Linked DNA regions of Mus musculus: all the other regions are linked to region 3. A link is a loop called in an ENCODE intact Hi-C map of the cell type or tissue named here. Cell type or tissue: left cerebral cortex. All regions are shown on one strand.

Region 1 (4,000 bases), 200 kb after region 3:
CATAGGAGACAATTTTTTTTGGACTATCTGAGGAAGTTTGTAGATCAGGTTAACTGAGAGGGGACGGCATGCTCTAAATGTGGATGGCATTGTGCCATGGGCTGGGGTTTTCATCTTACAAAGAGGAAGCAAGCTTAGTCCCAGGATTCATCTGCTGCTTCTTGAGCACAGCTGGAATATGGCCAGCCACCTCAGTTCCTAATGCCATGCATTCCCCCATGATGCACTGCACCATCAAACCATGAAGCAAAATAAATCCTTCCTTGAGTTGCTTTTCTCAGGTATTTTGTTGCAGCAATGACACACGTAATTAATACACAAACCAACAGGGTTCTGTGCCACTCTGCTGCTGTCTAATAAAGTGTCTGTAGTGTCATAAAAGCTAACCACCCCTGACCCGCACTCTGTGCGCTTACCTCCCTCCTCTCAACAGAAAACATTTAACAAGAGCATTTTCATCTGTTTATTTAGTTACAACAACAATATAACAATGCATACCAAATGGGAAAGATAGTTAAAATGATGATAAAATGTTCAGTAACAGAAATGAATATATCTGAAGGAACTGCTAGGTGTCATTAAAATACATTTTTAACTTATAATTGGTTATTAGTGTAAATTAAATTTAGCAACTGAGTTCTAGTCCATGTCTACAAGTTATCAAAATATTTTCAAAATGTTACATAAAAACTGACAACATCTATAAATATATAAACACCAAAAATTTTCAGAAAAATAAAATAATGTACCCTGAGATATCACACTTGCTGTGCAGATGATATACTCACATGTGTCCTCATATGCCACAGGAGCTTTCTGAATTTTGAATTTTCCAAGATAACGTAATGCTATCACATGTTGGTGCAAATTTCAGCCATGAAAGTAACTACTTTGGATTTTAAGATCCCTACGCTGAGGCATCGGGAGTCCAGGGTCACTAAGAGAACTTGGGAAGACATGAACGGCACTTGGTCCTGACTCCTCAGATCATGGCTGAAAACACTCAGCAAAGCATTCTAGGCTTTTTTTCTCACACCAACTGACCCAGAATATATTTTAAGAAATGTTTATTTTCTGCGCATATTTTAAACTATAAATTCCTGAGCACTTTTTCTTCTTCCTCCTCGTCGCTGTCAGTGACATTGACTTGCTGGACACCAGAGGGGGCTGAGGCTGGGGCTGTGAAGACATTCTCCAAGGCTCCAATGTCCAGAGTGGGCATGGCATTCAAGTACTCTTCCCCACCGTGGCCATGGCTGCTGTAGTAAGGGGGCCCGTCCATGCTCTCACAGCTCCGAGAGTCTTCACTGTGTGTGTGCTCATCTGGATAGTCTCTGAAAGGATAGTCTCTATTTAAAGCTGAAAAGATAGCCTCATGTTTTTGGTATCTGTCTTCATAGTAACCAAGACATTCTGGCATTGAACTTGGAAAATTTCCATAGCCAAAGGGAGGCCGACTATAAGGGCACGTGCTGTGACAGAAAAACAAAAACAAAAATGACATCAGATTCTTGCCCCCAGTGCCTGGGCCACAGACTATGAGTTAAGTGCAGTCCCTGTACGGCCTGGAGAGTATTTCTTCGACATGAAGATTCCTATCCATCCCCACCCAAAACAGAGCAAAGGCAGTGTGGATGGATGCAGCCGCCGACATGATCACCTCTTCCTAGTTTCTAGCTCCTTACCTTTGATAACCAGGATAAAGATCGTCCCATCCTGGCCTCTATACTACCTCACACCACACAGTGTTGGAAATGGAAACACAAGTTGTGTGACAATGAAAAGGGCAGGCATGAAGGGTAGGAGAAGGGTTCTCCTGTTCTAGAATGTGCTGAAAGGAAGAGATGCTGAATACTGAAGCCCTGGAACAGAAAACTCCAGCTGACTTTTACAAATGACACTGTAACAAAGTACATTTAGAATAAATACTCTTTGTACTCTAAGGCATTAAAACTGATACCGCACTGTGCTTTCAAAGGGTTTTGCAAACAAACAAAACACAATGGAGCAAGACTTCAAAAAAACCATTGCAGGTTTACAAGTGACTTTTGAAAGGCAAAGCTAATAATCTTGTCATTCAAATCCAGTTGCCAATTCTCTGTAAGTAATAATCTCTTTGGAGGCGAAGAGGAAATACACAGAAATTGGGCTCGTGCGCGCCATCTAGTGACAGCCAACACTATGATCACATTCATTTGCAAAACTCCTGGAATGCCAGTCACTGCACTGCATCTTCTGAAGAAGGAAAGAGGAAGGAGGAAGCGGGCAGGGGAGAGAAGACAAAGGGAGGAAAGGAGGAAGGATGGTAGGATGGAAGGCCAGCTCTTTTCCCTTTCCAATGTATGAAGATGTACCAGACCACTGTCTCAAACTCTCGGAATATGTCCCACTCCCAAACCTTGTATTATAAGGTCCCTTGCTAACATTGAACACCGCAGATATAAGATAGTGCTTACATTTTTTTTAGGTTTACACCCATACTGCATCACTCTACTTCAGGTACTTAGGATTTAAAGCCTGTGCCCTGAGACACTGTCAATCGCTGCCATGACTTTGTTCACAGCTCTCTGCCTTCAGGCTCTTCCATCCGTTGAACTCTATGCAGAAGTCAGAGAGCATATCAAATCTACTTCCCATATAGAGTCCTCCTCTAACGCAGGCATAACTGCTCAGTTAGTAACTGTCTTTCAAAAGAGCCCGTTTCAAGGCATGGTAGAAAATTTAAAGACCTTAAATCTTGATATATACCAGACATGTGCTATAGTTTGAAACACCAATTTTGCATGACTGTACTGTATGGGAAAAACAAGTTAGTGTTATATTCTCAAGTCAATTATGACAAAGCTTGTCCAGGGTTGTACTGGTAAAAATGAATAGCTATAAAAGTATTCCCTCCATTAGGAAAAATATCTGTTAACTTGATTAGAATAATATTAGCTGATACACAGAAAGAATATTGTATGTTTCTAGGTACTGGCTGAGGATTTCGCACAGAGCAAATGGATCTTACTGACACATTTCATCCAACAGAATTGAACACATTCTTCTCAATGTCACATGAACATCCTCTCGGATAACTCATGCAGCACTTGATTTAGGGTAATGTTTTTGGGTTGGTTTTGTTTGTTTGTTTTGTCTTTGGGGTTTTTGTTTTGTTTTGTTTTTTCGAGATAGGGCTTTTCTGTGTAGCCCTGGCTGTCCTGGAACTCACTCTGTAGACCAGGCTGGCCTCGAACTCAGAAATCCGCCTGCCTCTGCTTCCCGAGTGCTGGGATTAAAGGTGTGCACCTCCACGCCTGGCTAGGGTAATGTTTTTAAAACTGAAATAATATCATGCACCTCCTCAGAACACAATGGGGCAAACTTACACATCCATAGCAGTAAGAAGAATGGAAAGTGTAGAAACAGTGGATGGGGAGCAGAAGCTAGAAAATTAAATTAACTAGAAAATTAAAGGAACATAAACATTTCCTGGCAGTAAGTGAAAACAAACCTCCCCAAACTGTGTAATATAATCAAAGAAAAATACATAGCAATATCCCCATATATCAGAAAACCAAACAACCTAAAGCCAACATTGAGCAGTGCATCTCAAGGACTCAGAAAAGCAGCAACAAAACAGACCAAAAAATAGTAGAAGCAAAGAAATAGGGAAAAAATAAACTAAAAGAAAAGATGAACAACAAGGAAAACAAGACAGACAAACTTCAAGCTAGACTACACACACACACACAGGGAGGGAGAAAGGGAGAGAGAGAGAGAGAGAGAATGAATCTCAAACAAAATCAAAGATGAAAAAGATAATGTAACAAACAGCCCAGAAACACAAAGGGTCATAAAAACTCTCCTGAGAAACTACATACTGAAATAACTCGGGCCGGGAGGCTTCTGCCTCACATTCCGCGGGGGTCACCTTGGCTCCGAGACCCCGCGGCCGGTGGTCTGCGGGTGAGAGTGTGGAACACAGAGGCAAGCAGCTTCTGGAACGGGCGAGAGCCAC
Region 2 (4,000 bases), 160 kb after region 3:
AGGCTGGGCGTGGTGGTGCATGCCTTTAATCCAAGCACTTGGGAGGCAGAAGCAGGAGAATTTCTGAGTTCGAGGTCAGCCTGGTCTACAGAGTGAGTTCCAGGACAGTCAGGGCTACACAGAGAAACCCTGTCTCGAAAAACCAAAAAAAAAAAAAAAAAAAAAAAAGAAAGAAGATGAGTCTTGTCATACGTTGAGAAAATTCCATTTGCTGACAATGATTTGCTGTGTATTTAATGACCATGTGCCCTTAGATACTTAGAGGGGAAGGGGCCCAGCCAAGTGGCTCAGCAGGTCAAGGCACTGACCTCCAAGATTGATGACTGAGTTTGATACACACATGGGGAAGGGGAGCAGAGAGAGAGAGAGAGAGAGAGAGAGAGAGAGAGAGAGAGAATTTTAAAAATGTAATTTCTTAAGAATTAAAAATTGAGAGTAAGCCGGACAGTGGTGGCGCATGCTTTTAATCCCAGGACTTGGGAGGCAGAGGCAGATGGATTTCTGAGTTCGAGGCCAGCCTGGTCTACAGAGTGAGTTCCAGGACAGCTAGAGCTACACAGAGAAACTGTGTCTCAAAAACCTCAAAGAAAAAAAAAATTGAGAGTAAAAACCTGTGAGGAACTGGCCAAGCAAGCAGGTATGTGTTTGGAGCCTGAAGTCAAGCACACCTTTTCTCACCTTTCACAACATGTAAGAAAGACAGCTCTCACTGCAAGGCGTTGGACGCAGCATAAATTGAAGAATTTGAGTCACAAGACAGACCTCAGGGTTTCCTGGAGCAACTTTTCCTCTAGTTTCTGAGGTGCTGTTATGAACGATTCAGAAAAAAAAAAAAAAACCATAGCATGCATGCAACTGCAAAATGCACCTCTTTCCTTTAAGCTACCAACACGCCTGGGAACACAGTGGCCACTGCTTAGAAAATAAAATGAAATGTACTGAGAAATATAAAAGAGTAGATGAAAAGGTGGGGATACAGTGTTCCTAGAAAGGAAGTCTTTTTTTTCTTCCCCTGAAGCAGGGTCTCATTATCCCAGGCTGGCCTCAAACTTGCTAAGTAGCTGAAGATGGCATTAATCTTCTTCTTCTTTTTCTTTCTTAGATTTATTTATTTATTTATTTACTTGTATATAAATACACTGTTGCTGTCTTCAGACACCAGAAGAGGGCATCAGATACTATTGCAGATGGTTGTGAGCCACCATGTGGTTGCTGGGATTTGAACTCAGCACCTCTGGAAGAGCAGTCAGTGTCTTTAACCACTGAGCCATCTCTCCAGCCCCGGCCTTAAACTTCTGACCCTCAGCCATCTACCTCAAAAGTGCTGTCATTACAGGTGTGCGTTGCCACTATGGTGCCCATTTAGCGTTAGCGATCAAATCTAGGACTTCATGTATGCTAGCCAAGCACTCCCCAGAAAACTGTTTAAATAAACGGAAGAACTGAAGAAAAAAAAAGTACAATAAGGGGCTAGAAAAGTGGCTCAGTGGGTAAAAGCCCTGGCTGTGGGAGCATAAAGACCTGAGTTCAAATCCCTGGACGGGAGAACTGGAAAGACAGTTGGTGGTTAAGGCTGTTCTTCAGTCTGTGACTCCTACAGGCTTGGGACTGTGTGTCACTCCAGTTCCCGGGGATCTGACGCCCTCTTCTGGCCTCCCTAAGCATCTGAGCACTCTTGCGACTTTTCTCACACAAACATACATAAGTGTGTATAAAAATAGATCTTAAAAAAAAGAGGGGGCGTGGGGGCCGGACGAGCTAGGGGTCGGCGGCGTGGCAAGAGGACAGGGCTATGGAGAAGCTGCGGCGCGTCTTGAGCGGCCAGGACGACGAGGAGCAAGGCCTGACGGCGCAGGTCCTGGATGCCTCATCCCTGAGTTTCAACACCAGGTTGAAGTGGTTTGTCATATGCTTTGTTGCTGGCATTTTCTTTTCATTCCTTGGAACAGGGTTGCTATGGCTTCCCAATGGCATGAAACTCTTTGCAGTATTTTACACCCTTGGAAACCTTGCTGCATTGGCCAGTACATGCTTTTTAATGGGACCTGTGAAGCAACTGAAGAAAATGTTTGAAACAACAAGATTGCTTGCAACAATTATTATGCTTTTGTGCCTGGTATTTACCCTGTGTGCTGCTCTGTGGTGGCGGAAGAAGGGGCTGGCCTTACTCTTCTGCATATTGCAGTTCTTGTCGATGACCTGGTACAGTCTGTCCTACATCCCGTATGCAAGGGACGCGGTGCTCAAGTGCTGCTCCTCACTCTTGGGTTGAAAGTCGCAGGAGCCCAGGAGGAGTGCTTGGGAACAGTGCTGATGCGGTGCCTGCTCCAGTGATCGCCTCAGAAGCAGCAGCAGCAGCAGCAGCCTCAGCCCATGCCATGGACCGCTGCACCTCACTGCACGGCCCTCCATTCCCTGCCCGCTAACCTCTGCTTCCAAAGACAGGAGGGCGTAATCATTGCCACTTGTAAATAAGTTTTACTCAGTTTTTAGTCTTTACAAACAGCTTTTGAAATGTGAATATTTAAGGTATAAACCTGTGTTGTAAGATATATCCAGCTTATTTGGCTTTTTAAATGCTCTACAACTTTAAAAGAATTTTTTTTAACTTTAAAAATGTGAAACTTTATATACTTCAAGCTTAAAATTACTTATTAAGTGTAATAAAAAAGTAATATATGTATCTTTACAGTTTTGAAATAAACTACTCTTGGAAATGTAAAAAAAAAAAAAAGAGACAGAGAGAGAGAGAAAGAGAGAGAGAGAGAAGGAAGGAAGAAAGGAAGGAAGAAAGGAAGGAAGGAAGGAAGGAAGGAAGGAGAGGAGAGGAGAGGAGAGGAGAGGAGAGGAGAGGAGAGGAGAGGAGAGGAGAGGAGAGGAGAGGAGAGGAGAGGAGAGGAGAGGAGAGGAGAGGAGAGGAGAAAGAGCGAGAGAGCTGGGTATAGCTACATATGCTTGTAACCCCAGTGCCCGGGTTGGAAGGAGTGAGGAGACAGGTTAAGTCCCTGAACTTCACTGGCCAGTCAGCATAGTTGCAGTTCAGTGAGAAACCCTGTCTTAAAAGAATAGAGGAAGGGGGTGGATTTATCTCAGTGATAGAGTGCTTGCCTAGCAAGCTCAAGGCCCTGGGTTCAGTCCTCAGCTCTGAAAAAAAAAAAAGACAAAAATAACAGAAGAATAGAGGAAGGTGGCTGACTCCCCTCTTCTGGACTACACAGGGGCATGTGCACGCATGCAACCACTACATAAGTAAACAGATAAATAAAATAGTAGTACCACAAACGCCATTTGCATCCACCATGTACATACGTTGTCCATTAAAAAAATGTTTGAATCACAATACTTCAAATAAAAAAAAAACAAATTGAAAAGTAGCTTATAGGAGAGAAAGTGCAATGGTTAGCATATAAGCCCAGAGCCAGAAGGTGTGTCTTTTAGAGCTACCCTGTGCTACACTGACACAGGGACAAGCTGACTTGCAACTTCTGCACCTGAAAGGCTTGCCATTTGTTTGTGAAGAATGTATGTGTTGTGGCTGGAGAGATGGCCAAGAGGTTAAGAGTACTGACTGTTAGCTGGGCGGTGGTGGCACAAGCCTTTAACCCCATCACTTGGGAGGCAGAGGCAGGCGGATTTCTGAGTTCGAGGCCAGCCTGGTCTATAAAGTGAGTTCCAGGACAGCCAGGGCTATACAAAGAAACCCTGTCTCGAAAAAAAAAAAAAAAAAAAGAGTACTGACTGTTCTTGCAAAGGACCTGGGTTCAAGACTCAGCCCCCACATGATGGCTCACAATCATCAGTAAGGGATCCTACACGCTCTTCTGGCCTCCAGAGACCCCAGGCTTCTGCAAATGGTACGCATGCATCCATGCACCATGCAGGCAAAACATCCCATACAGATAAAAAATAAAATTTAAAAATTGGATATTCTTTATCTTTAAAAGGACGTATGTGCTATTTATCAGAAACACCACTAAACACCGTGTAATCTTTTGAAACA
Region 3 (4,000 bases):
TTACCCGTGACCCACCTTCCCAGTCGATGGCGGTAATTCAGCTTTCATTTCAAAGTATAAAGAATGTGCATTGGAAAGGATGTCTTTTCTTCATTAAGTTACGTGGTATGGGTCTCAAGTTTGAGGCTGAGGTAGGACTGTAAAAGATCATCTACCTGGCTTTCTTCTCTTTGGTGGAGTTGTGTGGGGTCTTTAAGGAACACGTGCAGTCACCTGTGTAAATCTTACGTAAATACCCTTATAAGCACCAAGCCCATGTAACCCCACCACCACCAAGTCTAGAAGCAGGGCAGTCACCATGGGGTAGGCAGTTCTCTCTGCCACCTTACGTACTTTCAAAGCCGCCATGGGTCTGACTTCTGCCCCCAGAGCTTGGTTTTCTCCTCGGAGCTTATCTAAATGAAATTACGTCATGTGTTTCTCCTTTCCTGTCCGATGTCTATCGTCCGATACTTTCTGTGCAGCTTTTATTATAGACGGTTCTCATTGTGTTAGTAGGTGAGTTAAATAGTCTGTTTTAGAGCGACTGGATGCTAGTGGCTAATCGTAACTTGCAGTCTGATTGTGTCTAGAAGCACCTAAGAGGTGAGCAAGGCACACCCTCTAGTTGTGTCTATGAAGGGCATTTCTATAAGACATAACTAGAGGGATGACAGGAAATGACTCATCCTGAATGTAAGTGGCACCATGGTGGGCTGTGGATGTGAGTAGGAAAAATTGGGGCCGTGTATAGAGTTAGAGAAATGGCTCAATAATTAATTACCCATCGCCCACATGAACCAACTGTAACTCTAGTTTTGATGTATCTGGCCCCCTCTTCTGGCCGCTGATGGTACTGCAAGCATGATGTACATACATGTATATGCAGGCAAATACCCATACGCAATAAAGAAAATCTTTTCAAGAGTAAACGTGCGGGTGTGTTCTCTCTCTGCTCTCTGGACGACATGATATAGGCTTCTCTGCCTTGCTGCTCACCTTCCCTGCCATAGTGAACTCAGACCCCCAAAACTGTGGGCCCAAAGAAACCGTTTCTTCCTCACCAACATGGGGCATTTTGTCACTAGCAGTGTGCACATTTGGGGCTGCTGACCATCGGGTACTCTTGTGGATTAGATACGGTGAACACTGGACGTGTCTTAGGTAGGCAGTTGTATTTAATTGCGGCCATTCTGGGCGTGTCCCAGCATCTCAGTGTGGTTTTGATGGGTCTAAGGGCACCAAGCCCTTGCTGTGTGTGGTTGGTCATTTGTACCCCCTCTTAGATAAAATCCTGTTAAGAGTTTTGTGAACTCTTTACTCAGGCTTCCCCATTGGTTTGTAGGTGTTGTTTACATATTATGGCTCTAGGCATAGTAGATAGAGTGTAGCGGGCTTTTGTGGACAAGCTGTTTCTAAGGTTGCTAAGTTCATTTCCCCCCTTTGTGGTTGGTTTAGTCTTTCAAGGTGAAACCAACCACAGAGTGCATTATCTGGAATTCACACTGTGTTTAGAAGAAGACAGAACTCTAATTCTGTTTGGACTTATATTGAAATAATGTCGTCCTTCTAGGTACAGGGCAAATGCTATGGTGACTGTTGACACAGTCTCAGGTCGCAAGCCTGAGGTCCTCCTGTCTCAGCCTCCTGGGTGCTGAGAGCACAGGTGTAGAGCACCATGCCATACTTGACTGTTTACCAAGTATCTGTTGATGACTGGTTGTAGCAGGCTCTGAACAGCTGTTGAGTGGAATCTGTTTCTTTTGCCATTCTCTCAACTTGGTGATTCCTATTTCCCCAGTGATGACTCTGTGGTTCCCACGTTCTTATTACACATCAGCCAGTTTTGTGTCACACACACACACACACACACACACGCATGCACACACAAGCTGTGTGACAAGCATCCCATCTACCTCTGTAGCTGTTGCTTATTTCTGTCTTTGCAGTGCAGTGGACCACAGTCACAACAGCCTGTTGCTGCGAGTGTTATTCCTACAGTGAGTCCAGACTCAGCTTACTGAATCAGACAGAGCAGAGTCTCAGCCTCAGCCCTGCTGCCCCTGAGACCAGATAATCCTTTGTTGGAGTCCTGTTCTGTCCTTACAGAATGCCAAGCAGCAGTCCTTGACTCCATCCACTAGGTGGCAGTAGCGTCTTCAGCAACAACAAGGCTGACTCCAGAGATTGCCTGACCCTATGGAGAGTACCTTATCTAGGGCAACTTCAGGTTATTTTTGCAGATGGTGAAACTAGACAACTCCAGACAATTTCCCAGACTGGTTAATTTTTATTCTCACTCAGACATGTTAGGGAGCTTTGATTCCCTCGCATCTTTGTGAACTGCTACGGCATCTCTTTTCTCTGTGAGCAGACCTTTTGAACAGATGTCTTTTGATAGAACGTTACGATTCTGAGGGTGCCGATGTCCCTGGGATTATAGCTAGCACAGGAGATGGGCCAAGATCCAGGTGTGGTTCAGCGTGCAGAAGCCACCCACTAAGGGACAAGGACATCTGCAGAGCTGAGCTGGTTAAGCTGGTTAAGGAGCTGGTTAAGCTAGTTAAGGAGCTGGTTAAGCTAGTTAAGGAGCTGGTTGCAGGACAGAAGGCTGGGTGGCTGTCGGCTTTACATTCTGCAGTTGAGTGAGCCAGCCCCGAGTGTGACCTTCTGCCTCCGGTTTCTGCCCATGCTCACCTCTCTCTGTTTTCTCTCACTGGGCGATTGAAGTCAATTCCCAGTCGGCAAAACCCAGATAAGCAGAAACTAAACAGAAATCACACTGTTGTGTTAAGATAGTCACTGCTCACTTCCTGAAGAATATTATTCCAGATGCTTGTAGGCCAGCCTTTCTCACCCATAAAACTGGCCGTTCTGTTAACTTTAAAGGTCTGGCGAGCCAAGCATAGAAGACTGGAAGTCTGCGAGGGTGGTAGAGAGAGCAGTGAGAGAGCAGAGGGTTTTCAGCTTCTGCTTTCCATTCTTGATTTTTCCCAGGCATTGCAGCAGTCATGTCTTCCTTAAAAGGAAATGTTTGCACACTTAAATGTATATTATCTGGAGGGCTGGAAAGTTAAAGGTCAGCACAAGTTAGAAAGGTGTCACCACGCAGGCTGGTTCCAACAAAGACTTCACCCCGCAGGTTGTCAAAGGAAAAAATGCTGGTGTTGTACATTGCTTTGTAGGCCACGGTGTCTCGGCTACAGGTCTTTCCCTGTTGATCAGACATAAATCTGAGCCAGGGTGATAATTCTATTATTCCCCTGACAGCCGAGCATATGTGGGGAGGGTAAGAGGTGAGTGTCACCTAGGACATGAGTCAGAAGAGGCAGGGGAGAGAACAGCATCCATGGTGCAGCCTACCCTGGCGAGGAGACACAACAAAATGCAGACTTAGTTTGCCCTGCAGAGAGCTGTTGAGACCCAGAAGCCTGTGCAGCAGCAGGAACGGACATGGTGTGTTCTGGGTGGACTTTTATCCGCAAATAGAGACCCAAATGAGGACTGAAACCACCGCTCATACTTTCACTGCAGAGGGTCGTGGTGGGTGTGGGAAGCCTGATTTCTGGCCTGTTCCACAGGCCCTTCAGGAAACACTCACACTAACAACATGTGTGTCCATATAAGGGAATGTTTAGAGCTGTGCTTGCTGGCTGGCTAGGCCTGGCCCTGAGCCCCCTTCATACCAGAAAGCCAGAGTCCAGATGGGGGTAGTGGGAGGCGCTTAGCCTCATTCGCTGAGTTAGTTCTTCAAGCATACTTGACAAAGACAGCCACCTAATACATGAGTGGAATTTGTCTTTTTATTGCCTTAAGACTTAAAGCCAGATGTTACTTAAGAAAACACTCTTTTGAGATTGGTCTCATGATTCTCTCTAGGAAATCAGCTGAAAATGGTCATTTTCTTTCAACCCAGGAGCAGAGCTTGATAGAGTCAAAGGCCATTTTCCACATAAATCTGACATCATGAGGGTCACAAGGACGTTTTAAATCTAAGCACGGTGGATCTTTGTGATTCGCT
Region 4 (4,000 bases), 190 kb after region 3:
GTTTTCACACAACACTAGTTCCCTACTTTGGACTTTGTTGGGGACCAATTTGTTAATATCTCTGCGTGTGTGTGTGCATGTGTGTGTTGAAATTGAACTCATGGCCTTGAACACACTAACCATGTAGCCTCCCTCTGAGCTACACATCCCGCCCCCCAAGGGTTTGAAAAATGTCTTTTGCTTTTGACCTACATTCCCTCTTGAAAATTTCTTAAGAAAACAAACTCAAGATGGAAGACAGCCTGGCTGTTTTTATTCAGAGTAGCAAAAAAAAAAAAAAAAAAAAAAAAAAAAAAAAAAAGGAAAGAGTCTAACTGGTCTAACAATAGGAGTTACATATAATGTAGATATCACAACTAATGACTATTTCCACAAAGCAGATCACAAAACCATAGCTACAATGCGGGTTCATTCTGAGGTTATGGCCTGAAGTATTGCTTTTATTAAGGATTTATTGTAACCAGAAACTCTAAGACTGGAGCTTGAATGTTTCCCGTATAAAAACACAGGCACTGAGATATGTACATACACACATATAGAAAATGTCTATGGACTTTGGCTTAACAATGGTTTTATGTGTAACTTTTGAGAGGACTTTTTGTTTCATTTGTTTTTATTTCTTTAGAGACTATTACACACACACACATACACACACACACACACACACACACACACACAGAAGGCACCCCCTCCCCAGATGAAGGTAGGTGAATCTGAAGTGCCTTTGGTTTTACTTGAAGCAGACATTTCTTTTTCTATTCTTTCTTTTTTTGCCCCCTCCTCCCTTTTTTAAAGATGGCCCTGGCTGTCCTGGAACTCATTCTGTAGACCAGGCTGGCCTCTAACTCACAGAGATCCACCTGCCTCTGCCTCCAAAGTGCTAGGATAAAAGGCATAGCCACTACTGACATTTCTAAGAACTCTGTATCCTTTATTCAGTTTTCCCCAAATACACCGATTGACTGTAGACCCAGGCCAAGTTCTTCCCACCCCAGGCTCACAGTTTTTCACCTATAAATGTGCAGGCTAGGTCAGAGATAGCAAACTGCTTTCACCCTGAGAGCAAGTCCACCTCCCAGGAGCTAGCAGGACCACCTCTGCACACAGAAAGGATAGCTGATAGAAGGTGAGCACTGGTTATGTCTTCTGTGGATCTAAGGCTGAGAAGCACACAGGAGAGGCAGTGCAGTTCCCATAAGTAGAATAGAAAACTGTTAAGTTTCCTTACAGCCTTATGGGTCTGGAACGTCTGCAAGCGAAAGTGCTTGCCTCTACTTTGAAAGTCCTAAGTGTGCCCGGTGTGGTAGCGCACGCCTTTAATCCCAGAACTTGGGAGGCAGAGGCAGGCGAATTTCTGAGTTCCAGGCCAGCCTGGTCTACAGAGTGAGCTCCAGGACAGCCAGGGCTACACAGAGAAATCCTGTCTCGAAAAACCAGAAAAAAAAAAGTCCTAAGTGTTAGAGATACCAAACTTCTTACATTCAGTTTTGGCAAAATCATACTCGATCTGGTTTCGCCTGCATACCACAGAGTCTGAAACAGAGTTTAAAATGTGCTGATTGAGGGCTGATGATGGCTCAGTGGTTAACAGCATGTGCTGCTCTGGCAGAGGACCGGGGCTCGGTTCTCAGCACTCATATGATGACTCACAGCCATCTGTAAGTCCAGTTCCTGGGGATCTGACACCCTCTTCAGACCCCTACAGGCAGCAGGCATGCATGCAGTACCCAGGTATACATGCAGGCAGGCACTCATGTACATAACATCAACCTTCGATGTTTTTCACAGAAGAAGAAAACTCACCACAGCAATGTCTTCGTTGTATTTACACCCATTGCCTACCACGCCAAGATCAAGAAGTAAGCCTGCAGTTGTTAATTGAGCTTCTCCAACCTGAAACAGTTTGAAAGCTACTGCTGTTGCAGGCATAAACCTGGTCTTGGCTTTGACCTTGATCCATGTCTCAAGTTTCTGAGAATTCTCTGAAAACCATACTTCAGGAGGTTGGCTCAGATGAGTGTCTGCTTCTAATCACCTACCTCCCTGCACCTCGAAAGCAGAGATTTCCAGCACGACACAGCATCAACTTCCATCTTGAGTCAATGGTCCCCGGTCTACATAGGGCTGACACTATTCCCAAAGTCATATGTTAAATTCAATCAATAGCCGATGTTACCCACTTGGCAAACAAACATGGATTCTTGGACAAAAGTCAGCAGTGGGCTCTAGAGGCTATTTGGAGGAAGGGACAAGCTAGAGGGCTTGACTGCATCTCAAATTAACTATGCTAATCTGTCATAGCTTCCACAGAGAATAGCAGGCTGCATTCAGGGGTCTGAGCAACAGCTGTGCTTTCCAAAGCAAGACACTGTTCAGAAAGATGATCCGAATGTGGGCTGTGTGTTTCAGCAGGGCTTAGTGGGACTTTCCAACTTAAATGGCCCTTTGTGCTTTTAAAAGCCGGGACGCTGACCTCACGAGTGGCTAACGCATGATGTCTTGGAGGTCTTGATTTACATTTGGCTGGTGGCCGGGACTGAACTGTCAAAATGCCCGGATGACTGATGGACAGTGCTGGGCTTGTTCATGCTTGTTTGGAGTTGAGTGGGTGGATTCTAGGACACTTACTCTGTCCAGGTTTGATAAGCTAAACAAAGCCAGACTGTTGGAAGGGCTGACTCCAGGGTTCCTCTCTGGATGCCAGGATGGAGAGTCTTTAATCAGTCATCTCTTTCATTGTCTTTATTTACATTCTGCCTCCATATCGATTCCAGGGTTTACTTGAACACTGCCTATTGGTTCCAGGAAACAATCTTGCCCAGCCCAAGACTGGCGATTAATTTTGTATCTGTATTTGTCTTTTCTACTCACCTCCCTAGGGTCATCTGCTTGCTCTTTTTTTTTTTTTTGGTTTTTCGAGACAGGGTTTCTCTGTATAGCCCTGGCTGTCCTGGAACTCACTCTGTAGACCAGACTGGCCTCGAACTCAGAAATCCGCCTGCCTCTGCCTCCTGAGTGCTGGGATTAAAGGCGTGCACCACCACACCCAGCTTTGCTTGCTCCTCTTTTTTCAGGAAGACACTTTGCAAGCAAGAGGTGATTCTCGATTCCTTACTGCTCTGGACTATCACACTAGATATGGGATGTTAGGAATGGAGCGGTTGTACCCTGGCATTTAGGCACCGTCATTAAGCTTGCTCAATACATCTAGGAAGGAACATACAGTGTTTTACCTGCCATTCTTTTCCTTCAAACCAGAATGGAGGAGAACTATTTATCTCTGGGGAGGAGCTGAGGTTTTATGGATCCTGGGGTAGTTCAGAAGTCTTAATTTCTACAAAGCATGTGGTAGAAAGGCCAGGCAGCTGGAGCCCATCAGTAGACCCAATGACCAGAAAGATGTCAAGATGGGATAGCTAAGTGACACACCTGTCATGAGGAGCACAGTCACCCAAATAAAAAGTACAGCTAAAGTGTTTTCATGGGCCACATAAGCAGTAGCCATAAACTAAACTAAACTAAACTAAACTTGAAGACAGATCTGAAATAATCCGATGAAAGAAAAAAGTGGGCTAGTCATAATGGTGCACGCCTTTAATCCCAGCACTTCGGAGGCAGAGGCAGGTGAATTTCTGAGTTTGAGGCCAGCCTGGTCTAGAGTGAGTTCCAGGACAGCCAGGGCTACACAGAGAAACCCTGTCTCCAAAACAAGGAAGAAGAGGAAGAAGAGGAGCAAGAGGAGGAGGAGGAGGAGGAAGAAGAGGAAGAGGCAGAAAGAATAAAGGAAGAGAGGAGGAAGAAGAGAGAAAAGAAGGAAGGGAGAGAGAGAAAATAATGGATCTATGAATGAACACCTGGGATAGCAATAAAGCCTAGTACAAAGGCAGGGAGAGCCAAGAGTTCCATTCTTAAGTGTGCACACATTTGTTGGGTGGCCTTGAACTTATGAACCTCTTTAAGGACTCTTTTTTTTTTTGGTTTTTCAAGACAGGGTTTCGCT
Region 5 (4,000 bases), 80 kb after region 3:
GAAGGGCAGCCATCAGCGGGACACAGGGGCATGGGGGAGGCTTAGGGTGTGGGAGGTTTGTCCTTAGGATGAATGGGAACCCCAAAACATAGCTGGGGGCTATATATCTAGTGAGAAATGCAAAAGGCCTCAAAAAAGATTCAGTGGGTAACTGAACTCTGCTGTTGTCTTTGTGATTAGGGAAGGAGCAGCAAACATTACTGAAATGGTACATTCAACAACTAGGACACGTTTATAGTCTAGCGTCATGCTGACTATATTCCATCCAGCAATGAATATGGACTAAGTTTAGGATGATGCCTAAAAATCATGATTGTGGCAGGAGCTTACTTTCAGCTGGGCATCGTACCATAGGTTTCCTCTGTGTTTATAATTTAACACAATTTAAAGCATGGGGTTGGTGGCGTTATTTTCCTTGGGTCTCCCTGAAATCTTAGACCTTTCCTTTCTTTCTTTCTTTCTTTCTTTCTTTCTTTCTTTCTTTCTTTCTTTCTTTCTTTCTTTCTTTCTTTCTTCTCCTCCTCCTCCTCCTCCTCCTTCTCCTCTTCCTTTTTTTCTTTTTTTGAGACAGGGTTTCTCTGTGTAGCCCTGGCTGTCCTGGAACTCACTCTGTAGACCAGGCTGGCCTCGAACTCAGAAATTCGCCTGCCTCTGCCTCCCAAGTGCTAGGATTAAAGGTGTGCGCCACCACGCCCAGCCTTAGACCATTTCTATGAGGATAGTAAATGACATGCATGACAGTGATGCCTGCGTTTACATGACTAGGTCCATAGTCATAGGTGGGATGCTGTTATTCTGAGAGCTGGGCATCACTCCTCCGGAGCCCACACTTCTCAGTCTCTGCCTCTGCCTCTGCCTCTTGGTTTCTGAGTGAGGTTAGGGAGGGACTCACATGGTTGTGGCCACACTTGGTTCCAGTCATCACCAGCCCTGGGTCCAGCATGTCACCTTCCCCTTCCTCCTCCTCAGGACCCCGGTAGACGTGGGTGCCCCGACAGTGGATCCGCCTCCCGTTCAAGGTGATGGTGGTGTCAATAGATACTGCGTTGGATTCCAGGGGCCGGGCCTGGGTGCTCTGGCACTGAATCTTCCCACACTTGGCATCCCTGGGCCAGGAAAGAAGACAGGATCAGAGACTGGGGAAGAGCGGGGACATTGGAGAGCTTCAGTCTGAGCCAAGTCAGTAGGCTTCGGTGGAGCAGGGCAAAGGACCAGAGAGTGGGCTGGAACCCGGCAGTAGAGACCAAAGGTAGACTCAGACCCAGAAAAGGGGCAGGTTCCTTGTGTCTCAGCAGACCTAAGCCAAGAGCTCAACTTAGGATGTCCTAACCACAAGGACACCTGAATGACATGAATAATTGGTCATCTTTGTCCCAAATCCATTCCCCAGGCACTCCAAACTAGGAGCTAGGTCTCCCTCTGCCTCCCCATTCTTCATTGTTCCCAAGTTTGAGCATTTTCAATCCCTGTCAATCTTCCCTCCTACACAGCTTCCCTGACTTACATTCTTATCCCCCCTTTTTAAAAAGACTTATTTATAATTATATGTAAGTACACTGTAACTGTCTTTAGACACATCAGAAGAGGGCATCAGATCTCATTACAGATGGTTGTGAGCCACCATGTGGTTGCTGGGATTTAACTTCAAAAGAGCAGTTAGTGCTCTTATCTGCTGAGCCATCTCACCAGCCCGTGTGTGTGAGTGTGTGTGTGTGTGTGTGTGTGTGTGTGTGTGTGTGTGTATGTATGTATGTATGTATGTATGAATGTGTGTGTATGTATATATATTACATATACATATACATATACATATATATATATTACTCCCTTTCTATCCTGGCCTATAAGACACAGAGCCCCCTCACTGCAGCATCCATGGGAGGGGTCCAGATCATCCAGAGATGCCTTTATATCTCTCAGGATCTAGTTCCTGCTTTCCTCTGCCCAGGCTCATTTTTCTTGCCACCCCCGCCCATGTCTTCCCACAAATTGTAGCTTGCTCTCTATCAGTTCGTCAATTGCTCCTTTTTCTCTAATATCTCAGCCTAAAACACTGTTTTACACACTAGTGCAACTCCTCCCCCATTCATTTAGATGGCTGCTCTAGAACTCAGCTAGAGAACACCTTGGGAAGATGCTCCAGGCCGTTAACTGTTACACCAGTTAACCACATTGCTCTAGACACTCAATTCAGCACCTTGCATGTGGTGAATCTGAAACAGTAGTGGGCAGAGGAGTGAGTGGGTGGCTGGAATGAATGAATCAGAGATGGCTCTCAGGAGCAGGCATAACTTTAGCACTCTGCAAAAATGGTCCAAAAAAGAGCCGTCTGGGATCCACAACATTTAGATGCTGGAACATTGTCATCTCAGATCAGTCATCTCCTGCCTCACTTTAAAAAGAAAAAAGACAGGATTTCTCTAAGTAACAGTCCTGGCTATTCTGACACTTGCTTTGTAGACCAGGCTGGTCTCAAACTGACCGAGATCCGCATGATCACCTGCCTCTGACTCCCCGGTGCCGGGATAAAGGCATGTCCAACTACCTTGTCCTGCACTTATAGGCCAGAGACTCCAAAGCAGCCTTGATCAGCTTCCTAGGAAGCAATGCTGCCCACTCCTCTTTTTCACTTCCTTAGAGCCAACCAAACAGTGAGTGCATCACCAAGCAATAGGTAGAGAACAGAGAGAGGCTTAAACTGGTGTGTTTAAAAGCCAATAGTAGGCTATCCACACCAAGTCAGGTGGGAATGAAGAGGTCAGAGCAGGGATCGATTGGCCACTCTTCCTCCCACCGGGTCAGAGCTGTGGTCCTCACCTGGGACTGCACTTCCTGTATTGGCCATTCAAGCCCTTGCCACAGTTTCCATAGGTGTCACCAGCAGCATTCACCCTCTCAAAGCAAAGATCGAGGGCAGGCCGGGCTCCTAGGTATGCAAGAAACATTTGTCAGTGCATAAGCCCGCCAGCGGCTCCCCGTGACAGAGCCAGCTAGGCTTGGGCAACGGCATGCATGACACTTCCACCATCCATCAAGGCCAATTCAGAGAAAATATTTTTAGCCTGGTTTTTAACCCTTCATTGAAGATTTGTATCTATGGCAGCTGCATGCTAAGCCTGCTAGCTAATGAAGAAGAGCTATCCTATTTCTGGACCGTAAAAGATTAGTAATTCATGCCCCAAACATTAAAAGAGCTAAAATAGATCTTTGGAGTTTTTCCTTCACATCCACCTTGTTTTCCCTCTTATATCATGGAAAAGCAACAATCTTTAGCAGTGTGTCTTTTAGAGAAGAAAATGTCTTCTCTACCTTTTGCATCCCTTAGATTTGATCTTGGGGCATCTTCTTGAAAGAACGCAGTGAAGGACGGAAGCATCGTCTCTTCTCTTTCTGCTCTGCCCTTTGGGGTTTTAGTTTGTCGGATACAGAATTCAGCCTCAGGGCATTCAGTTGTCTGACTTAAGGATGCTGCCGCTACAATTTGCAACAGTGTAACAACATCTTACAAAGCATCTTTACATCCATAAGCAAATACAACCCGAGGTTGTTTCTAAGTAGTGTACTGCCCAGCTTCTGAAAACGGAGGCAGATAGAATCCCACACCTGAATGGGGATGGAGCTCAAAAAAAAACTGGCAACACTAAAGAGATTCTAAATGTGCAATGACCCAAAACTAACTGAAAACAGAATGTGTCATGAATTCAGAGTTCACCCATGCCAAGTGTCACGTGACTTTACTACAGCTTGGCTTTCAACACAGATGCACACAACAAATGAATGCTACTGAGACAAGCTCAGACTTGAGGCTACTTTATATTATGACTGGTTATATTTTTGTTGTATGTATGTTGTCTCTTATGCAATGGATTCATTAAAGAAAACAAAAAATGTTTTCCCTACTGTCATTCCTCAGCAGATAAACTTCAGATTAATGTTAATATTATGTTAGAAAGTTTGATTTATAAAATTGCTGTTTGCGTTCCTGACTTCAGTTCCATTA
Region 6 (4,000 bases), 270 kb after region 3:
AAGATCATTAGCTCCTGATGAGCAAATTTAACTTAATGGTAGGTTGATAGCATGTTATATCAAAATTGGCCAAGTAGGGAATAAAGACCCAAGTTTCATTGACAACCGCTGGAGAAAGTGTGTGCTTTCAGATCCAGGGAAGTCTCCCTCTGGGCATGCCCTGAGATAGTCATTGAATGGTGCTGGAAGTTTTCAGTCATTGAATGGTGCTGGAAGTTTTCATGCAGGCAGGGGATTTTTAAAGCAATAAACCGGGGTTGAACACAAGTGTCATCAAGTACCATTACCTACCCAAAGCTTGCTCTTTATTTCGTCTGTGTGTTTCCCTCCTACGATGCAGCTCACACGGTGGTGGCAGTGTGCTAAGTTTCATCTCTGTCTTAAAGATAGTCAAGTGTTCTTTTGGGCCACATTTTCAAACTTACAGAAAGTAAAGAAGACCCCAAAGCAGCTAGCGCGGGCTGAATGCCGGTTGATACTTTGAGAAGGTGGTGGCACTTCGGAGAATGACTTGTGTGGCTGGAGATGGCAAGAAGCAAGACAGCTATGCTGGATGGGGAGGGACTTACCTCCAGGAGTCTCACTTTTAAAACCATTCCTTTGGGGTTGAAGAGATGGCTATTCTTCCGAAGGAAGACCCAGAACCCACATGGTAGCTCACAACGAGCACAACTCAGGGGATCCAGCATTCTCTGGCCTCTGTGTGTATGTCTGATTGCTCATAGTGCACAGGCATACATGCCGACAAGCATACACATGAAATATATCTTAAAGAGTTTTTGCTGAACTAGAGCTAAAAAATAGTGTTGATTCTTTGGATTTTGCAGTAGTCAGGAGAACATCAAGGAGTCAGTTTTCTTTTCTTTGATACCAAGTGTTCTCTAAACTTAGTGGGCAGGGAAAGGAAGTGAGGATGTAGTCACCCGTCTTTTATAGCACTCAACCATCTAGCATGCACCCACTGTATACTCTGTACCCTTCCTGTCATATTTCAGACGACAATAAGAACTCAAAAGAGGCTCAGTAATTTGAGCTTAGACAGGCTAGCCTGATCCACATCAGGAATATACTTAACAGGAATGAAAAATGGGATATGTCTTGTCTTCCTGTCCTTTGCCTCCAGCTCAAGCCGAACAACAGAGAACATCCTGGGACTTTAAAATGCTGCTCTTGGGGTCTACCCCCCGAGTCTGGAGCATCAACCATTCTAAGCTGTCTGTGAATATCAGTGAGTTTTACTAAATAAATGGTTAATTGTTACTGCCTCCAAAATGTTGGCTTTGTTTTCGAATAATGTGTCCCTACTTGTATATTTTGTTGACGTTAGATCTCAAATTCAGAAGAGATAGTTAATATCAATGGGGGAGGGAAACGAGAACTAATAAACAGTATCTTCTTTAGTAACAAAAAGGTCAAGAGGACAGCCTCAACCTGTCTGCTGTCTGTGGAGGCGGAGCGAGGCCTGAGCAGGTCACGCCTCTCAGCACGCCCCTGCCTTGCGCCACGCCCCCTGCTGCTCTCCAGAGCGAATCTATGCTGCCCCCTGGTGGCCGCGGCTGCGCAGTGCGTCCCCTTGAGCCGCGGCTGCGGCTGCGCAGTGCCGCCCTCTGGCGGCTCGGCTCCTTCCTCCCGCCCATCGGCTTCTGCTTGCGGGCCTTTCAAACATGGAGGAGCGCGAGTGGGGGGCGAGGTCGGCTCGCGCCGGCAGCCCAGCCAGCCCGCCCAGCCCGCGGCTGGACGTCAGCTCCTACAGCTTCGACCCGCTGCTGGCCTTGTACGCACCTCGCCTGCCGCCCATTCCCTACCCCAACGCGCCCTGCTTCAACAACGTGGCGGAGTACGAGAGCTTCCTGAAGGGCGGGCGCACCGGGCGCGGTCGGGCTCGGGGCACGGGGGAGCCGGCCTCGGCGGGAACCTCCACCGGAACCTCCACGGGAGCCGGGAGCTCGTCCAGGGCCCGTCGCCGCGCCGCGCCCACCCCGGATCCCGAGCGCATCCAGCGCCTGCGCCGGCTCATGGTGGTCAAGGAGGACACGGACGGCACGGCCGGAGCGCGACGCCAGGGCCCGGGGCGCAGCAAGAAGGCACCCCGCAATGTGCTTACGCGGATGCCTTGTGAGTGCTGTGGGGCGGCCGGAGGTCTAGGCAGGGCTTGCAAAGGGCGTCTGCGGGAGTCTCGAGGGCCGTGGGGGCGCGGGCACGGTCACCTGTGAGTCACAGAGACTGTGCACGAGTTGAGGAACAGGGAGAGTGACGACCCACGGCGGTGGGGATGAGGTGGGGGTGGGGGAGATCTGCACAGGCTATCATGTCCGGAGGAATGTCCCCCAGGTAGTGAGGAGCTGCAGAGGGGCTGCGGTAGTGATGAGGCTTACGGAGCGATTGTAGGGCTTGTAGACAGTTTGGGGGGATGGGGCGAACATCAGAGGTCTGCAGAAATGATGAGAGGTCTTGGGGACCACTGCAGGGAGTTGAGGAGGTGTACAGAAGTTGTGTTGGAGCACAGCCAGTCTGAAGGTGTGTGGGATTTGAGGGTCAGGTGGAGAGTGAGGAGATGGATATGTTCACATAATAGCACAAGAGACGTCTCCTATCCCAGCATGGGAACTGACAGCCCCGCCTGGGGTGCCGTTTCCGCCTGGGCTGCAGGGACTTGATCGGCTTGTGTTCACATTAAATCACTAGTGTTGGAGTGCCGCAGACACAGAATGCTACCAAAACACAGGTGCGGTTTTACAGCTACTGGCTGGCTGGGGCAGGACTATCTGTCAGGCTCAGGTTACCCTGTGTGCAGGTTGTTTTAAAATTCTAAAGGTAGAAATGGCACAAGAGAATTTCTTGCAGCTTCCTAATAGATCCGCAGGATGAATGAAGCCTTAAACAGCAAAGGTTCTAATGTGCTATTTAGATCTTGTTTAAATGGAATAAAAACAGCCTAGGGCTATATCAAATAGTTATGACATCTGCCCTGTGAACATAATGACCTACTTAGCCAGTCATAGCTTCTGTAGCCTGCTAATTAAATCGTTACAATGTTAAAGTGGCTTCTTTTGGAATGGAAGGTGTGAACTCAGTGAGAGATTTTGTTTTGTTATGTTCCTAGAAATTTGTTTATTAAGAGAGAAAGACCCTGAAAAGCAGTGCGCTGCTGCCGGAGCCTTTGTGGGCTGGCATACTGTACCAGATCCTCCCAGCACAGCCAGGATTTCCCAGAGCTGGCTCTCACAGCCGGAGCAGAAAGACAGAGCGTGCCTGGCTCTGGAACAAGCTGCTACAGTACTTTCTTTTTGCCTATGTGTGTTGCCACTGTGAGGTTATTGAATTGCACCCAAGTCTCAGAGTGTGACACTTATTCCTGCTACCTCCTTGCTACCAAGATTGTCTCGGGAAACACTTGAGAGCAGTTCTGGGTTTCCTGTGCTCTCAGGACTGTGAGAGGACCAGCTCCACCTGGCTCTCACGACTAAGTTCATTTCTGGAGTTAAGACCTCACTCAAGGTGTTAGCCCTCATCACTGAAACCCTGAAGCAGATGGAGTACCGCGAGAGATGGGTGGATACCGCAAAGAATAGCCTCCAGAAAGCAAGCAAGTGACCAAAGCACCAGGGTTAGATTTGTTAAGGAGTTTCTCCAAGGGCCATGTTAGGATTTGAAGGAAGGGCACGAATGACTACACAATCTTGAAAACTCAAGTTATTCAGTACACTTTATGTATAGCAGAGGTTAGCCCTTCTCATAGTGTATAGGCTTCACTTAAGTTTGAACACTGGCATCTCTCATTTCTGACTGTTTTATTTTAGGCAAGTTACACCCTTGGGCCTGAATTTTCCAACGTGGTTAGTGAAAGCAGTAATAGTGACTGTCTGGCTCTGTAAGGGTTAAACTCATAAACATTTGAAAACATTTAGGACAGTGACATTCTCTAATTGGGAAGTTTTCGTCAACATCCCGAGTGACTACTTTCTGTCCATTGTTAAGGTGGTGGTCATTATTATTTTCA
Region 7 (4,000 bases), 260 kb after region 3:
GCAAGAGGACTTAACCACTGAGCCACCTCTCCAGCCCATCACCCATTTTTAAACATTTATTTGTATGTGTATGTGTGTGGAGGGGGGACGTGTGTGACATGATGTACACTCCCCTGCTGTACACTCTTGGCACATGGCTAAACTGTTTCGACAAATGCAGAGCAAGCATAGGTCAGAGGATAACTTGGTACAGTTGGGTCTCTCCTGTCAGGGTGTTCCAAAGCTCTAGGTCATTAGGCTCCAGGACAAATGCCTTTTCCTGCCTGGCCATCTTGGCGCCCAAGACAGCTTTTAATGGTGCATTATATATTTTCCACTTTGCAAAATAGGTTGCACAAAAAGGCGCTGTTTTATTTTCAGTACCATCTGCCATAACTCTCAGTTTGGGTCTTCATGGGTGATGAAACAGCTATGTAAAAACAAATAGCAAATTTTTATAATAAGTTCTGTAAGCTGCTCTCAAAATAGGCTTAGGTTTAGGGAAAATAAACCAAATCCTAATGAAAAAGTGGTTTCTGAATGGAAGTCTCAGAAATAGAAATATATCAAAAACATGTTGGCATTTAAAAAAGAAGTACTTCAGAAAAAACTTCTTATTGTTGGAGACAGTCAGTAGCCAAAACAAACAAACAAACAAAATCAAACAGAAAAAAAACTGTACATCCTGGCCTCTTCTGAAGGTAAGAACGACCAGAAAAATGTAAGCAGAATTTGTGTCACTTTAGTAAAAAACATGTAAAGAGAGATGATTCACTGGGAGGTAAGACTTTTAGTTGCCTTTTCCTTTCTTCTGCCTCTCTGGGATATAGAAGCAATGATCAGAGCTCCAACCATGGAAGGTAGAAGCCAAAGCTAAAGGACCCAACCTCCTTTAGGGTGATGTGTACAGTGCATGATTACGGGTGTGCAATGTGGCTAGTTCACATTCAAGCAGCAAGTAGATACTTAAAAGATGGATCAGAAAAAGGTACAGACACAAGATGTCTGTTTGGACTTTAAGGTATTTGGATAGGAAAGGATGCAATTTTTCTACATGTATATAAAAGATATCCCTATAGCAACCACTAGAATCAGTAATTGTTAATATTCTTCCATGTTTGCCTTTTCTGGCAACCTATGTTTTCCTTGCCAGATACTTCTAATGTCTCCTAAGTTTAGTTAGTCTCTTGTATAAACACACAACTGTTATCTTCCATAGTTTCCTACTTTTCTTTTCTTTTTATCTTTTTTCAAGGCAGGGTTTCTCTGTGCAGCCCTGACTGTCCTGGAACTCACTCTGTAGACCAGGACGACCTTGAACACAGAGATCCGCCTGCTTCTGCCTCCTGAGTGCTAGGATTAAAGGCTTCATCATCACTGCCCACCATAATTGAGATGGCTCAGCAGGTAAGAGCACTGACTGCTCTTCAGAAGGTCCAGTGTTCAAGATCCTAGCAACCACATGGTGGCTTACAACCACCCATAATGAGATCTGGCGCCCTCTTCTGTTGCATCTGAAGACAGCTACAGTGTACTTATGTATAATAATAAATAAATCTTTGGGCTAAGTGAGTAGAGCAGGACTAGAGCGAGTAGGGTTGACCGGAGTGAGCAGAGGTCCTAAAAACTCAATTCCCAGCAACCACATGAAGGCTCACAACCATCTGTACAGCTACAGTGTGCTCACATACATTAAATCAATCAATCGATCTTTAAAAGAAAAAAGAAAGTAGGGTCAGGAAACTAGTTGGGGAAGAAGTGGGTCATGAAGGGTGTGAGGTAGATAAAGATGATAAGGTAGAGTGAATGTGATCACAGAACATTGTATGTGTATGAAACTGACCTAATTAATTAACAGCAAAAAGACATTGCGCCACCCAGTGGTGAAACTTCTTGAATCACTTCCTGGGTTTTGCACTGAGGCTATTGGGTTGGGAATCAAAATGCCTCTCTGAAGAAAAAAAAACAGTGGTGAGCAAGAAATGAACTCAATTAGACAGTGGCGATTGGTGACTGCTTGTAATTAGACTACCACCATGGATGTAAAGCAGTTTTGAAGGTAGTGCTGAATCAAGTATTTGTACAGTGAGTCTTTTGACTTTGAAGTCCTTTTCAATCTAGAACCACATATTGGATAGTTTTTTGTCAACTTGACGCGAATCGGGAAATAGAAACGTCAATTGAAGAATTGTCTCCATCAGATTGGCTTGTGGTCCTATCTGTGGGAAATGCTCTTGATTAATGGTTGATGTGAGAGATGGTTCCACCCTGGGCAAGTGGCCTTGGGTTGTATAGGAAATCAAACTGAACCAGGCATGATGGCACATGCTTTTAATCCCAGCACTCAGAAGGCAGAGGCAGGAGGATCTCTTTGAGTTCAAGGCCAGCCTGAGCTACAGAGTGAATTTAGTTTCGGCACAGCTATAACTACATAGTGAGACCCTATTTAGAAGGGGTGGGGGGAGAGGAGAAAGAAAGAAAAGAAAGCAAGCCAACTGAGCAGCAAGCCAGTTTTCCATGTCAGTTCCTGCCTCCAGCTTCCCACAGTGGCTTCCCCTTCATGATGGACTACAAGCTACGAGCTGAAATAAACTCCTCCACAAATTGCTTTTGGTCACTGTTGAAGGCCAGCTTTGGCATCACAGGGTAAAATAAGGAGGCCTGAGTGTGGAGTCTGCAATTGTCTGTAGCCCCCACCCCCCAACACAACTGAGGAAAATAAAAGAGACACAAAAGGCCAACTGCTGCTTTTGTTTTTTTCTCTCATATGTGGACTCTAAAAAATATGTGTAAATAAAAGATCGAACTATTGGAGAAGCAATGTGTAAGGGAAGGTTCTGTCGATAAGATCTTGTTCCCCAGTTGGTTCTTGACTTGTCAATAAAGAAGGTCAGGGGTCAATTGCTGGACAGAAGATACAAGTGGGATTTCTGGGTCCCAAGAGGAAAAGAAGATGCAGTGAAAGAGCGAGGGGCCTTTTCCAGCATGCTTTAGAAAGAGAAGAAAGCAGCAGCCATGTAAGGTTTCTGGGCAGCTAGACCCTGTGGCCTCCGCTATGGGTGGGGGCCAAGGATGTTGGCAGGGGCTAGCTGATGTAACCACTAAGTTTAGGGTGGAGGGAGAGATGGAGATAATAAATTGATAAGGGCAAGACTTTCCAGGCAGGAGTTGTCTTCACCCAGCAGTTGTGCCTAAAGGCAAGTTCTAAAGAACAGAGCAATGTTTCTTTTATCCTTGGATTCAACAGTCTTGGGAGTGGGCTGGTAACACTCTGCTCTTCCAGGATCAAAGGTGGGTAGAAAAGAGTAGTCAGTCAATGCTGGTGGCGTCAATCCTGGACCTAAGCCGGGAGGAACAAAAGAGAGCCTGGAGGAGCTACTAGCTCGGTAGCAACTCCCAGGCTAAGGCAGAGCCTGATTATACTACACACAACAGCAATGGGATCAGGGAGACTATGTATGTATGAGGACTAGGACAGGATAATGGGAGATGAATATAATCAGAGTATGTTACATACATGGATGAAAATGAAACCCATTATTTTATATAATCACTACACACCAGTAAAAACATTCATAAACCAAATATGGTAGAGCATTGGTGGTGGCCTGAGTTCCTAGAAACTCCCATGGTGAATCCTACCTTATCTGTGGCAGAAACCAGGAAAATAAACACAAAGTCTAAATTCAACTCACAAAACGCTGGAAACCACAGCACCACCACAGAACCACTAAGGATTTGATAGATAAATTGATGGAAAGAAAGTGGGAGTTTCCTGGGAAAGTCAGTACTAGGATTTGCTGTATATCTCCACATAAACCTATGCAATACAACTATTCGAAACTATGCTAAGTTATCCTAGTGTGCGGTGTTTCTACTATGTTTTTTTTTCTTAAGTTTTTAAGTCACTTAAGACAGGCAAGAGGCATGACAGAGATGGCTTATTGGTTAAGAACACTTGCTGCTCTTACAGAGGACTGGGGTTCAATTCCCAGTACCCACATCTGGGGTCCCACAACCA

Evidence for each region. Hi-C counts contacts between places; a loop is a spot of excess contacts. Peaks named below come from ENCODE experiments on the same cell type or tissue, not always from the same donor. Only the 100,000 strongest peaks of a DNase experiment are listed, where the experiment ranks them.
Region 1: it touches region 3 in a loop (3-fold over the local background); 12 of 42 quality-filtered maps call a loop at or near these places.
Region 2: it touches region 3 in a loop (5-fold over the local background); 21 of 42 quality-filtered maps call a loop at or near these places.
Region 4: a loop joins it to region 3, with 2.1 times the contacts of the local background. A loop is called at or near these places in 26 of 42 quality-filtered maps.
Region 5: a loop joins it to region 3, with 4 times the contacts of the local background. A loop is called at or near these places in 14 of 42 quality-filtered maps.
Region 6: it touches region 3 in a loop (7-fold over the local background); 25 of 42 quality-filtered maps call a loop at or near these places.
Region 7: it touches region 3 in a loop (3.0-fold over the local background); 25 of 42 quality-filtered maps call a loop at or near these places.

Annotation. Positions count from the first base shown.
Region 1 is chr11:46,014,447-46,018,446 of GRCm38, reverse strand. Sox30 (SRY (sex determining region Y)-box 30) reads right to left here. Exons shown (of 5, transcript NM_173384.2): 5 at 455-1,472. The coding sequence ends at 1,091. Among named protein-coding and RNA genes, the nearest start is that of Sox30, 36 kb to the right of the region's middle. In left cerebral cortex, a CTCF peak has its summit at 2,187 (motif pointing left); DNase peaks (open chromatin) are centred at 189, 1,231 and 2,162.
Region 2 is chr11:46,050,087-46,054,086 of GRCm38, reverse strand. It overlaps the pseudogene Gm12166. Among named protein-coding and RNA genes, the nearest start is that of Adam19, 3.9 kb to the left of the region's middle. In left cerebral cortex, a CTCF peak has its summit at 1,653 (motif pointing left); a DNase peak (open chromatin) is centred at 1,628.
Region 3 is chr11:46,213,680-46,217,679 of GRCm38, reverse strand. The region is part of intron 26 of Cyfip2 (cytoplasmic FMR1 interacting protein 2); the gene reads left to right. Among named protein-coding and RNA genes, the nearest start is that of Fndc9, 20 kb to the left of the region's middle. In left cerebral cortex, CTCF peaks have their summits at 838 (motif pointing left), 1,913 and 2,116 (motif pointing right); DNase peaks (open chromatin) are centred at 821, 1,865, 2,128 and 3,587; H3K27ac peaks cover 937 bases.
Region 4 is chr11:46,024,631-46,028,630 of GRCm38, reverse strand. No RefSeq gene overlaps it. Among named protein-coding and RNA genes, the nearest start is that of Adam19, 29 kb to the left of the region's middle. In left cerebral cortex, no CTCF peak of the experiment used is centred here; a DNase peak (open chromatin) is centred at 2,462.
Region 5 is chr11:46,133,354-46,137,353 of GRCm38, reverse strand. It overlaps Adam19 (a disintegrin and metallopeptidase domain 19 (meltrin beta)), which reads right to left. Exons shown (of 23, transcript NM_009616.4): 15 at 2,818-2,926; 16 at 893-1,106. Among named protein-coding and RNA genes, the nearest start is that of Gm35624, 31 kb to the left of the region's middle. In left cerebral cortex, a CTCF peak has its summit at 1,583 (motif pointing right); DNase peaks (open chromatin) are centred at 901, 1,630, 2,260 and 2,907; H3K27ac peaks cover 605 bases.
Region 6 is chr11:45,942,577-45,946,576 of GRCm38, reverse strand. Lsm11 (U7 snRNP-specific Sm-like protein LSM11) reads left to right here and starts at 1,642. Exons shown (of 4, transcript NM_028185.2): 1 at 1,642-2,115. The coding sequence starts at 1,665. It overlaps Thg1l (tRNA-histidine guanylyltransferase 1-like (S. cerevisiae)), which reads left to right. Exons shown (of 6, transcript NM_001080969.3): 6 at 1-1,272. In left cerebral cortex, CTCF peaks have their summits at 1,375 and 1,577 (motif pointing left); DNase peaks (open chromatin) are centred at 1,558, 2,197, 2,513, 3,265 and 1 more place; H3K4me3 peaks cover 2,374 bases; H3K27ac peaks cover 1,664 bases.
Region 7 is chr11:45,957,670-45,961,669 of GRCm38, reverse strand. No RefSeq gene overlaps it. Among named protein-coding and RNA genes, the nearest start is that of Thg1l, 4.2 kb to the right of the region's middle. In left cerebral cortex, a CTCF peak has its summit at 1,843 (motif pointing left); a DNase peak (open chromatin) is centred at 1,865.